Regions from separate parts of the Homo sapiens genome. Here region 1 is linked to region 2. Evidence: chromatin contacts called from ENCODE Hi-C or POLR2A ChIA-PET data. All regions are on one chromosome and are shown on one strand. The core of a region is the stretch at or near the end of the contact, and the rest is flanking DNA. Distances in the headings are between cores, read along the strand shown.

The links. A loop is a pair of places that touch in the nucleus more often than their neighbours do. ChIA-PET counts read pairs that join two places held with the same protein, here RNA polymerase II (POLR2A).
Region 1: a map of PC-3 shows a loop between it and region 2 (3-fold over the local background). The contact joins two enhancer-like sites. A Hi-C loop is called at or near these places in 1 of 168 maps with a recorded cell type or tissue (PC-3). POLR2A ChIA-PET finds 5 or more read pairs at or near these places in 2 of 52 experiments (PC-9 and activated T-cell).

The regions. Positions count from the first base shown.
Region 1 is chr7:13,798,775-13,805,378 of GRCh38, forward strand. No RefSeq gene overlaps it. Among named protein-coding and RNA genes, the nearest start is that of ETV1, 190 kb to the right of the region's middle. Within about 2 kb of position 2,442, at least 2 of the 41 ENCODE cell types and tissues checked have a DNase peak (open chromatin) inside an H3K27ac peak, as active enhancers do; they include PC-3, where a contact is called at or near this core.
Region 2 is chr7:13,845,908-13,851,956 of GRCh38, forward strand. No RefSeq gene overlaps it. Among named protein-coding and RNA genes, the nearest start is that of ETV1, 140 kb to the right of the region's middle. Within about 2 kb of position 4,369, at least 11 of the 41 ENCODE cell types and tissues checked have a DNase peak (open chromatin) inside an H3K27ac peak, as active enhancers do; they include PC-3, where a contact is called at or near this core.

The DNA.
Region 1 (6,604 bases), core at 1,192-3,691, 49 kb before region 2:
TTTAGGGAAGTATGCATAAAGGAATTATAGATGATTTTTACAAAGGAAGAAAAATTCTGGCTATAACTACCAAATCTAGCATGATTCAACAATGTAAAGCAATTGTACTCAAAGCAAACCCATCGCTAAGAAGATAGACGAGGAAGCAGTGTGTACTTGTCAGGTACCAGTTAGGCAAATATACGCACTGTGGTACTTACTAGGACAGGACAGTGAATTCTTCATCTCAACACTAAAACAGATGCAAAGAAATTCAAAAAACCAGTTGAGACCCACAAGAAGTCAAAAATCATCTTAGGATGTACTGAGATATGAATCCTGAGGTCACAGTTATTTTGCTGTTTGACTTGCTCGAAAATTGCTTCAGTTCTTCATTTTTGAATCTTTATGCACAACATTTGTGAGTTTTGTGTACATTTTGGAGTCCTCGAATTCCACTAATATCAAGCAAATGGAAACATGAGTGGAATCAGGAAGCAAAATCTGCAATGTGTTCTCCTGGAATGGGTTGGAAGTGCCTGACAAGCTGCTCCAATTGGCAATGTGGATCTTGGATCCATGAAAAACACAGCTGTGTAGACCAGGGTGGAGATCAAAGGTTGGAAAACCTATTTTTCTTTTAATGTTGTGAAAAACCCTATGGTCCAAGAACCACGTATATTTTTGACATAAAGACTGCATAGAGAGAAGTCAAAGGCCTTCAGTTCATAAGTCCCTCGGAAGGACCACATATTAGTGAAAAGATGGAAATGAAAGTGCTTAGATATTTTTAATCACATAAAATTTCAACATGAATTTTGGAAGTCTAAAAATACCTTCAACACAGGCAGAATGGATTTTAACATGCTCCACACTAAACTTTCAGTTCTGAAAATAAATAGCATGCTGTTTATAGCAACACTGGGTTGTTGTTCTGTATTTCTTAAAGGTGATTATAAACGTGTCAAGATTACATTTGGGGTTCCAGAAGTAGAGCTATTCCCATTATCAGAAATGTTTTTTGCTGAGCTTGGACTGCATCTGTATTAATTCTAGTTATGAAAAGGCAAAGTAGAAAAATATGGTAAGGCTATGATCAATCATACTAAAATAATATTTTTTTAAAGTGGCAGTGCTCCATTAACTCATCCTTTCCCTTTTTCTCTAACATGACATCACATTTTCTTTACCTCTTGCTGCTCCAAATAGTCCAATTTTTGTCTCAAAATATCTCTTCCTGAAGCCAAGAAAATCTACAAAACTGTCTCTGATGACTAGACACCTATTCTTCTATGTCCTCAACAGTGTCTACCCTCTCATAATCTCCTGAAATTGAATAAACCACCATTGCTTGATACTCTTTCAAATACGAACTGAAATTGTTAAGTTTTGCCTTCAAGTATGATACCAGATGTGCCAGGGTTGATACTGAAAGGAGGCGCCTTCAGCAATTGAATAAAACAGAACTTTCCACTCCCTGGTGATTCCACAGACTTCGGAAGGGGACAGCCAGCAGTTTATAGAGTTAACCTAAGTAGCTTTCTGTGTCATTTATTTTTATAGGTTCCTCAGTTTTTTACAATTTCTTGGCAGTGTTTTAGATTCCTACTGAATGCCAGTTCTTAAAAATATCTAGTAAGAACTAAAGCAGTGCAGGATGATCAATGAATTATTTTAAATACTTTCTAAAAGTATGCTATTTTTTTTCTGTAATCAACATAATATATTTAGGGAAGTCATTATGGCATATTGAGGACCTGTGTGACCCTAATGAGGTGGGCCTTTAATGCTTTAATTCATGACAGACATATGTTTTAATAATGTTAGCGTATACCATGCGTTTAAACTGATGAGTGTATTATGAAAGTGATTTGCTTTTAATTTGAATAAAGTACTACCAGGGCAATGTATAGTTAAAAGAGTTTCATCTATAGTTAATTATTTAGCTCGGGGATTTAAAGCTGTGCGGTAATGGGCTTCTCATGTTCTTAACAGAAGTTTAGTTCAACCTTTTAAATGCTATCACAGGTTGGCAGCCAGATCTGGTTGGCCTTCATTCTTTCAATTTGTTATAGGCTACCTGCTATCAGCTTCAATACCTAGGTTTGCCAGCTGCTCTCGTGTATTCTGGGTAGCCTCATGCAATGCAGCTCTTATGTACAATTACACAACCATTCCCAACCACTTAAATCTAACATCACCCCAGAACAACAAAGGCAAGTAGGTTCAAACCTATCCCATCCTATGAGTGTACTAATGTGTAAAATAATTTTTATAAAGGTTTTATGTCAAATGTATTCGATGAGTGTGAGAAAAATAAACTTCTACCCTGCCTAAAATCAGAATTGTCTCCCTCTCTCTTGCTATGTAAATATGAATATTCTGCTAAAAACTGGGGTAGCTGTTGCTTTCTGTTGCTCTGTGTTACTCATGTTTTCCAGGCCTGGGAACAGATGGTGCACCACCTGACTCAGAAGAGTCTAATGTAAGATTCATTGTGCTTCACAGGAAATCAAAGATCAAGCAACAATACAGAAGGTGACGCAGCACCTCCTCAACCAGTAACACAGTATGATACAGTCAAGCGGCAAAGGGAGAGGGGAGGGGAGAGAGAAACTTAAAAAAAAAAAAAGAAAAAAGAAAAAAACAAAGAAAGAGCAAAGTAAGTCCACCTGCTTGGAAAACAAAACCTTTAGCCCTTGAAGATTATTATTTGAAAATACAATCAACCTCCATCCCAAACCTTTGTCTAAGATAATAATAACTAACTTTCTCTCCAAAGGACTTTACTTGAATTTGTCAGCACTAAAAGATTTTTCTGATGTCCTTCAAGAAATGTTTTAAATTCAAATCACTTGTAATGCACAGAAGTGGAGGTTGATAGTGATAAGTGTATGAAATTTGTAATTTTAACAAAGCTGTGGAGAAGGGGCCTAGGACAGAATAACTTAGATTATATGGGGTAAGGAATCTTCACAGCTATTTTAAAGAGTAGCAAGTGCATTGTGTAAGCGTTTCAAACACCCTTCTTCACTTAACCTAGAACAAGAGTTGGCAAACTATGGCCTTATGGACCAAATGTGGCCAACTGCCTGTTTTTATAAATAAAGTTTTATTGGAACACAGTCATGTTCTTCAACTTGTGCATTGTATATGGCTGCTTTTGCACTACAGTAGCAGAGATGAGTCATTATAAGAGATCATATGGCCAAGAAAGTTGAAATGTTTATGATCTTCTACAGAGAAAGCATACTGAACTCTGGGCTAGAACATAAACCCCTCTAACAATTGACATATGGACATGAACTTTCATTCCATCTGAGAAGTCAGTAAGAACCCCTATAATAACAGTATCTAACATACTTGACTCACATTTTTTACCTTTTGGAAAGAAACAGTTTCTGGCTTTCTCACCCACTATCACCCACCATCACCAGTTCACAACAGTATTAGCAGAAAAGATATTAAAATGGTTTCTTAATGTTCAGATGCCATCTTCTGACTTCCTTATTAAAAAAATAAAACCCTACATATATAATGCCTGTGGGCAACTATATGCTAATTTGTAGCCTCCCTACCCTTCTGCTGCTAAATTTTTTCAAATCATTTGTTCCTGTCAGGCTGTCACAACAAAAAAAGTTTCAGGCCCTAGACAAATACCACGTGAGGATGTATTCCTAACCTTGTTATCTCTATAACTGGTTGTAACAGAGACTCACCCCCAGAGACAGAGTGGCATTAAAGTACAGTCAAGACATTTACAAATAAATTACTGCCTGAAAAAATCATAATAAGTGAAACAGCATTTCATCCACAAAGAGCACACTTGAAAATCCGTTATCAAAGTCGATTTGCTATTTCCACCCTACATTAGCCTAATGTGATGCACACAAGGCACAGCCGGTGGTGTTCCAGCACAGACTCTCCACAAAATAAGGATTTAAGGATTTCAAACTATCTGAGAAACTGCATTACTGGTCAAGATAATGGCATTTTTATAATAAATGAAAAATAGCAGCTGAAATGCACAAGGGCATGAGATTGGGCATGAACAATCTGGTTTAAACAGAATCCCACCATCTGCCACTACAGGCATCATTCTGAAGCAGGTCAGTGCTGCACCTATTTTAGGTTTTAAATCAGTATCAGCTACAGTGACAGCCATGAGACAGAGGGATAACTTTTCTAACTGTCCTTTTCCATTATTGCATTGACAATAAAAACACCACCTTCCTTGCCAAAAGCTAATTTTGCCCCAACCCAAAAGACACTTTACTCCCAAAAGAACACAATCACAGTAGTTGGAATAGATGACTAGTTGGAAACAATGAGGACACCTTCAGTCTACATTAAACCCTTTATACAGGTGTGGCCGGCAAGATGGACGAATAGAAAGAGCTCTTGTCTGCAGCTTCCGGAGAGATCAATGCAGAAGGCAGGTAATTTCTGCATTTCCAACTGAGGTATCTGTCTCATCTCATTGGGACTGGTTAGGCAGTGGATGCAGCCCATGGAGAGTGAGCAGAGGCAGGGTAGGGCGTTGCCTCACCTGGGAAGTACAAGAGGTTGGGGAACTCCCTCCCCTAGCCAAGGAAAGCCCTGAGGGACTGTGTCGTGAGGAACGGGGCATTCCAGGCCAGATACTACGCTTTTCCCATGGTCTTTGCAACCCACAGACGCCTACACCACCAGGGCCCTGGGTTTCAAGAACAAAACTGGGCGGCTGTTTGGGCAGACACAGACCTAGCTGCAGGTGTTTTTTTTATTTGTACCCCAGTGGCACCTGGAATGCCAGTGAGACAGAACCGTTCACTCCCCTGGAAAGGGGGCTGAGGCCAAGGAACCAAGTGGTCTAAGTCAGCAGATCCCACCCCCAGAGAGCCCAGCAAGCTAGGATCCATTGGCTTGAAATTCTCGTGCCGGCACAGCGATCTGAAGTCAACCTAGAATGCTTGAGACTGATGGCGGGAGGGGCGTCTGCCATTACTGAGGCTCGAGTAGGCCGTTGTCCCCTCAGAGTGTAAAAAAAAGCCTCCTGGAAGTTCGAGCTGGGTGGAGCCCACCACAGCTCAGCAAAGCTGCTGTAGCCAGACTGCCTCTCTAGATTTTTCCTCTCTGGGCAGGGCATCTCTAAAAGAAGGCAGCAGCCCCAGTCACGAGCTTATAGATAAAACTCCCATCTCCCTGGGACAGAGGACCTGGGGGAAGGGGCGGCTGTGGGTGCAGCTTCAGCAGACTCAAATATTCCTGCCTGCCCACTCTGAAGAGAACAGCAGAGATCCCAGCACAGCACTCCAGCTCTGCTAAGAGACAGACTGCCTCCTCAAGTGGGTCTCTGACCCCCGTGTCTCCTGACTGGGACACACCTCCAAGCAGGGGTCGACAGACACCTCATAGAGGAGAGCTCTGGCTGGCATGTGGTGAGTGCCCCTTTGGGAAGAAACTTCCAGAGGAATGAGCAGGCAGCAATCTTTGCTGTTCTGCAGGCTCCGCTGTTGATACCCAGGCAAACGGGGTCTGGAGTGGACCTCCAGCAAACTCCAGCAGACCTGCGGCAGAGGGTCCTGACTGTTAGAAGGAAAACTAACAAATGGAAAGGAATAGCATCAACATCAACAAAAAGGACATCCACACAAAAACCCCATCCGAAGGTCACCAACATCAATGACCAAAGGCAGATAAATCCACAAAGATGAGGAAAAACCAGTGCAAAAAGGCTGAAAATTCCAAAAACCAGAACACCTCTTCTCCTCCAAAGGATTACAACTCTTCACCAGCAAGGGAACAAAACTGGACGGAGAATGAGTTTGACAAATTGACAGAAGTAGGCTTCAGATGGTGGGTAATAATAAATTCCTCCAAGGAAAAGGACATGTTCTAACTGAATGCAAGGAAGCTAAGAACCTTGAAAAAAAATTAGAGGAATGGCTAACTAGAACGACCAGTTTAGAGAAGAATATAAATGACCTGACAGAGCTGAAAAACACAGCATGAGAACTTTGTGAATCATACACGGGTATCAATAACTGAATCGATCAAGCAGAAGAAAGGATATCAGAGATTGAAGATCAACTTAATAAAATAAAGCATGAAGACAAGATTAGAGAAAAAAGAATGAAAAGGAACAAACAAAGTCTCTAAGAAATATGGGACTATGTGAAAAGACCAAACCTACATTTGATTGGTGTACCTGAAAGTGATGGGGAGAATGGAACCAAGTTGGAAAACACTCTTCAGGATATTATCCAGAAGAACTTTCCCAACCTAGCAAGACAGGCCAACATTCAAATTCAGGAAATACAGAGCACACCACAAAGATACTCCCCGAGAAGAGCAACCCCAAGACATAATCGTCAGATTCAGCAAGGTTGAAATGAAGGAAAAAATGTTAAGGGCAGCCAGAGAGAAACGTCCGGTTACCGACAAAGGGAAGTCCACCAGACTAGCAGCAGATCTCTTGGGAGAAACCCTACAAGCCAGAAGAGAGTGAGGGCCAATATTCAACATTCTTAAAGAAAAGAATTTTCAACCCAGAATTTCATATCTAGCGAAACTAAGTTTCATAAGCGAAGGAGAAATAAAATCCTTTACAGACAAACAAATGCTGAGAGATTTGTCACCACCA
Region 2 (6,049 bases), core at 3,119-5,618:
AAAATAAATAAGAAAAACAACACAGTTGCCCAGTTAATTAATTGCAACTTTAGAAGCTTTATGAAGTCATTGGTTTTAAGAAATACCATATAAATGATCTTAAGCACCAGAACAGAACATTGATTTTAGATAATGAGGAAACTCTTATTATTGATAGGGTTCCCGACATGATACCCCAAACACGATACCTCAGCATCTGAGAAAACAGCAGAAGCAGAAAGGCCACTCTCACATTCTCCCACACTTGTCCCCTGATGGAAGCCATAAAAGTATTATCTGGCCGAGCATGGTGGCCTGTAATCCCAGCACTCTGGGAGGCCGAGGTGGGCTGATCACCTGAGGTCAGGATTCAAGACCAGCCTGGCCAACATGGTGAAAAACCATCTCTACTAAAAATACAAAATTAGTCTGGTGTGGTGGTGCACACCTGTAATCCCAGCCACTCGGGAGGCTGAGGCAGGAGAATCATTTGAACCCGGGAGGTGGAGGTTGGAGTGAGCCAAGATCACGCCATTGCACTCCAGCCTGGGCAAAAAGAGTGGAACTCCGTCTCAAAAAAATAATAATTATTATTATCTAAACTTCCTCTGAGTGAATCATAAGATCCTCATTCCAGAGATGCCCTCCTTATTCCCAGAGGAAAGTAATGTCTTTACCTCTGAGGACACAGGGACATGAAGAAGAATCTGAAGCAGAAGATCTTGCGAAATTCCCCTACTTTATTACCATTAGATCATACTTTGTTCATTTATACTTCTAAGCAACTATTCACGCTTCATCAAACCTAGCATAAAAATATATAGGTTTTCCTGTTTCCTTGGGTCTTCATTTACAAAGGCTCCCATGTCATGTAAAACTTACATTAAATAAATTCACATGCTTTTTTCACATGAACCTAGCAATGGGTGAAAAAGAAATTACTTTTTTATCCCTTGCAGTTTCTGGCACCCAATAAATCTCTTCTCCCTAATACCATCCTTATTCTGCAATAGATAAAGGTCAAGGTTAGTAAAGAGATAATAAAGATCCAGAGAGGTTACCTGTTTAATTATAGGACTGAAAATAAAAACCACTTTATGAAAAACCAAAGGCAGGAAAGAATGTTCATTGACATTTAATACCGACTCTTGCCATGCTTAAACACACACATATACACACACAAACACATGCACTTTCAAGCACCTCTAATATTCATCAAGATACTCAACCAGGGCCCTGCGTGTCACTACCACACCTTGTCTCTATAATAATTGCACCTGGTCTCTATAACATCTACTGCAGAGAGTTCTTGTGTGCAAGATGATCTATGGAGTGTGGGTAGAAAAATTTAATATGTGTGTTTACACCTGCATTTTTCTCATTAATAAAAAAAGGATTAATAGTAGTATCTATTCCATATGGTTGTTTCAAAGGGTATATGAGTTAATTCACAAAAAGCATTTAAAATAGTTTGGAAGAAAGTTCCTTGATCAATACATGGTAGCAATTATTGTTATTACTATTATTATTGCTGTTGTTCATTTTTTAATTAGACACAGGTTGAGTTTTGCCTATATTTACAACAGTAACAGCAGTGATAACTACAGAAATACACTTATCTTGGGTATGCATATTCAAAAATGTTTAGATGCGTTTCATAATTGACATGCAGAAAAAAATAGCCAAATTAAATCATATCTCAACCTACTGGGTGCTTAAATTTAGCCAAGGTGAAATGCTCTTTCTATATCTTTGTGGAGTGTCTCCAGCCTGAATTCTCTTCTACCTTCTCTTTTCAGCTGAGTACTTTCTTCAATCCTCAATATAACCATCTGTGTATCTCCCTGATCCTACAATGTCCCTCTCTTCCATTTCATCTCTGTTCTCACAGGAATTATAAATATTTGTTTTATAGTACTTTTCCCATTGTATTTTAATTGGTTATAAATTTGTTTATAGTATTTGATTATAAAATACTTGAGGATAGCAACTGTGTCTTAGTGAACTTCATTTCTCTGGTGACTAACACAAAGCTAACAACTGTTTGCAGGAGAAATATTGAATGATCTCCCTTTTTATCTTGACATAGAAATTGATTAATTTCTTTCCCTGTAGGATGGTACAGGAAAAACAAAATTTTATGTATACAATTTACAAACATAGATTTCCTTTTCTTAGGTTATTAAAATCTGGCCAGAGATTCATTCCACAATGACATCTCCCTGGAGGCGACGACTTTAGTTTTCCTTCACTTCTATCTGACTTTGATGTTTGACCAAGATGTTCAAACTCTTAACCCAGAGAAGACACCTAAGGAAGCCACATGGTGTGGGAAAAAGTGACATATTTTAGTTTCATATAAAACTCCATTTTTTATGTTGGCTGTGCCATTTAGGAACAGAGATTTTGAGAAATATAAATAATTCTTTCTCTTCTTCTTTGACTTTATCAGTAAACTTAAAATTATAAAGTTTAACTCACAGCTTGCTCTTTTATTTCTTTTGAGAACATAAAATCACAGATATCTTATTTGATTAATTTCCTTATACAGGGTAGATATCACTACTGACAACCTCTATCAACTCCTTCTTCTAAAATGAGACTTGTGACTTGTGTTTTTAATTTTTTAACTGTTAGATAATTATATCATTCCTTTAAAATATAGTAAGCTCCTTGATGACACACTCAATCTCTCCCTTCTCCCAGAGTGCTTAATCAATATTTGTTTCTTGAATTGAATAGAACTGAGTGGTAAGATTTCCCTCCAATTTTGGTTATTTTCTAATATGAGAGTCTGGATGATCTACTCCCTCACGTACACAGTGCATGTGCCCTGGCGTGACTCGGCAGGCTCTGATCACCAGCCAATTTTCGGCAGCAAACCCGTATTTTTTTTTTATTCTGAGAAATTATAAAAATAACATTCCTGCCATCACTTCATCAATTCATAAAGTGACTTTAGTCTCTTGCTTTCTAATTCCTTTCATTTCTCCTTTATAAGCCTGCCAATAGCCTGGGCCTTTGCTGGCCTTACATATTTAATCAGAGTAACCAATGCTGAGGATTTTTACAGGGAATTAAGTTTGATTTGTTTTGAAACATTTATTTATTCCATATGGCATTTAAGTGACTGAATTATTTTTGGTGTTGGAATGAGGTTGCATAAACTGGATTCAAATTTAAAACAGACACACACACACACACACACACACACACACACAGCTAAAGCCCAGGAGTAGTTCTGTAGGAAATATCCACTGTAAAAGGAAAATGGACGTACAACTGAGGAATCAGATTAGGAGATTTGGCAAAATCACAAAGATAATTTTGCTAACATTGGAGTCACCAACATAAAGCTCCACAATTTAGGCCAATACTGGGTTGCACAGTATAGTGACATTGTGGCTTTCCTCCCTGGAATCACCATGTCACTGCCATGCTGTTGTGTCCTGGATTTAGCTGACTTTGGCAGGACAAGCCCTCTCTTATCTCTGGGGGGTGATGGGAGAGGGCTAAGCGGCCTCATCCAGTAAACTGCCTTTGCTTTCACAGGTTCAGGATGGTCAGGGGTACAGGCCTAAGCCCTACATTGTCCACAGTGATTAGTAGTTAGTTCAGAGGCAGGGATGTGAATGACCTAATTTTGTCTAATCAGTAAAGCCTAATACTTTTATTCAGTAGTTGAATAAAGATAAAAAGCTCTATTATTCCAGATCTTGTGGTTAGAGATAGGAACCCTGACACCACTGCGGCCATTTTCTTACTATGACAAAACAAGCAAACAGCAACAGTGAAAGAAAAGAAAAAGAGAAAGAAAGAAAGGAAGGAAGGAAGGAAGGAAGGAAGGAAGGAAGGAAGGAAGGAAGGAAAAGGAAAAGGAAAGAAAGGAAAGAAGGAAGGAAGGAAAGAAAAAAAGAAAGAAAGAGAAAAATGCCTGAGATAATTAGAGAATACAGAGCACAAGCCTGATCTTCAAATATTGTCTAAAGTCCACTAACGAAATATTAGCTGTATTGTTTAAGCCAATGTGAGGTGTATTTTTGTGGTGCTTGTGGTGGTGGTTGTTGTTTGGTTGTGGAGTTTTCTTGCATTTCGACTGGAAAAAGATCCTGATACATAAGCAGAGATGCAGAAAAATAAATCTATAATTATAAAATCCGTATGGTGGGGTTCTTCTGCCGGGCCCATTAGAACACGGTATGTTATTTCACACACTCTCTTATTGAAGTAAAATTACCCTTCAGCCCCTAACCATGCTCGGCAGGAGAGACTGTGCTGGGAAGACCACTGTTTCTAATGTATGTTACAAAGTTGATGCTAACAAGCATTTTAAACAAGTTAAGTGCATCACTGCTGTTTCGCCTTCTCGTGGTTAGAGGTGTGAGTCATGCTTCCTGTTAAGCCCAGAGACAGTGCCTGTTTGAGGTTTGATTATTTGGTAACAAAATGGAAAGCACACTGCTGCTGTGTCAGTGAGCTGGAAGCAATCAACATTTACTAGGCTTACACACATGAGAAATGCAAATAGGTTTCATTTGCTGGGATATGGGTTGGTGGCTTGACTCAAACATTTCATACCCCCAGGAAAAAGGAAGTTAAACCACAGGATTAATCCTTGACTAAATCTTGAGGCATTTTTAACCACAAATTAGAAAATTAAAACCAAAATGTATTCTGCCATTCCAAAACCAAAGAGCTAAGCTCTTACTTCAGAGGTTGGCAAACTCCACCATGTTGGCCCATTTCACTTGACTCTTACCTACCTACTGGTTTACTTTTACTGGCTTTCTGCCAGCCTCTCCAAGGCAGAGCCATGAAACCATGACTCCCAGCTGTGGAATCAGAGACTGGGTGGCAATTAGGCTTCAGAGGGCACCAGGAGCTTCCAGTGATACGTAATTGCTGAATTTCTGGGGATAATTACAGGGGGTCTTTGGGCTGTCTGGGGAAAAAAAAAATCAATCTGAAAACTCACAACGTATACGGTTACTGTATTACTGTAAGAATCATAACTTACAAAGTTAAAGATAGTTGTATTCCAACGGCATGATAATGCAGAAATGGTAAAGAAGAGGTAGCATCCATGCCATTCAAGATATAAAGTTCTCAGTTAATAGTAGTTGATAGCGATGATGCTTTTACTTTAAGAAAGCAAGAGAAGTAATAGTTCCTTGAACTCATCTTATAAACGCCTGATTTTATTCCACAGAGATCTTACCAGGAGAGTCAGAATCTTTTAAGGAAACTGCAGCTATCTGTGAGCATTATTAAGTTGAAATTCTTAATATAAAAAAAAAATCCAGACACCAGAGATTGCTTATAGTTTGTTTTAAAAAAATGAATGATTTGGAAATAAGGGATAGAGAAGTAGGTGATTAATATTGAGAACCTGTAACTTACAAGTTACTTCACAAAGTAACTTTCATTCTCACATTTAAAAAAATCAAAATTACAAAATCAGAATTTCAGAGATAAAGGATGTTAATCTATATTTCCACAGAGATTTTGTGGTATTCTAATGAATGTTTCAAGGTGTTGAAAGCAAGATGTATTCATACCTTTCATTAATTTATTCAGTAAATATTTAATGAGTGCTGATACAGTTGCAAAATATATAAAGCTATTGGGCTTACAAAAGTGGATAAAATAAAATCGAAATTTCTGTCTTCATGAAGCTCATCACCTAACAGAAAAAGAAAGCATGGAACTGGGTGCCCCTCTTTAGTATGTGAGATGCAAATTGTGTGCCCCAGTTGTCAGGTCTGGAATTTGATTTTATCCTGCTTAAAACTAATAAGTTTGCCTGTTTCTGCTTCATAGATACTGGCAGGAGACAGGAGACTCCTGGTTTTGAGACAAAGGACTTCATTAATCATGCATGGCACAGCAAGCAGCATAAGCATCAACATGTTTGTGTCGATTTCTCTTGCTGCCCCCTCCCAAGTCCATGGGGGTGGCGCACAATGCCCGGATAGATGCACAGTGGATTGTGTTACAGAGGAGGAATACTGCACCTAGGAGATCTACAATTTTCACAGTAAGCAGTAAGCAAGCCTGCTGCTTGTCATGA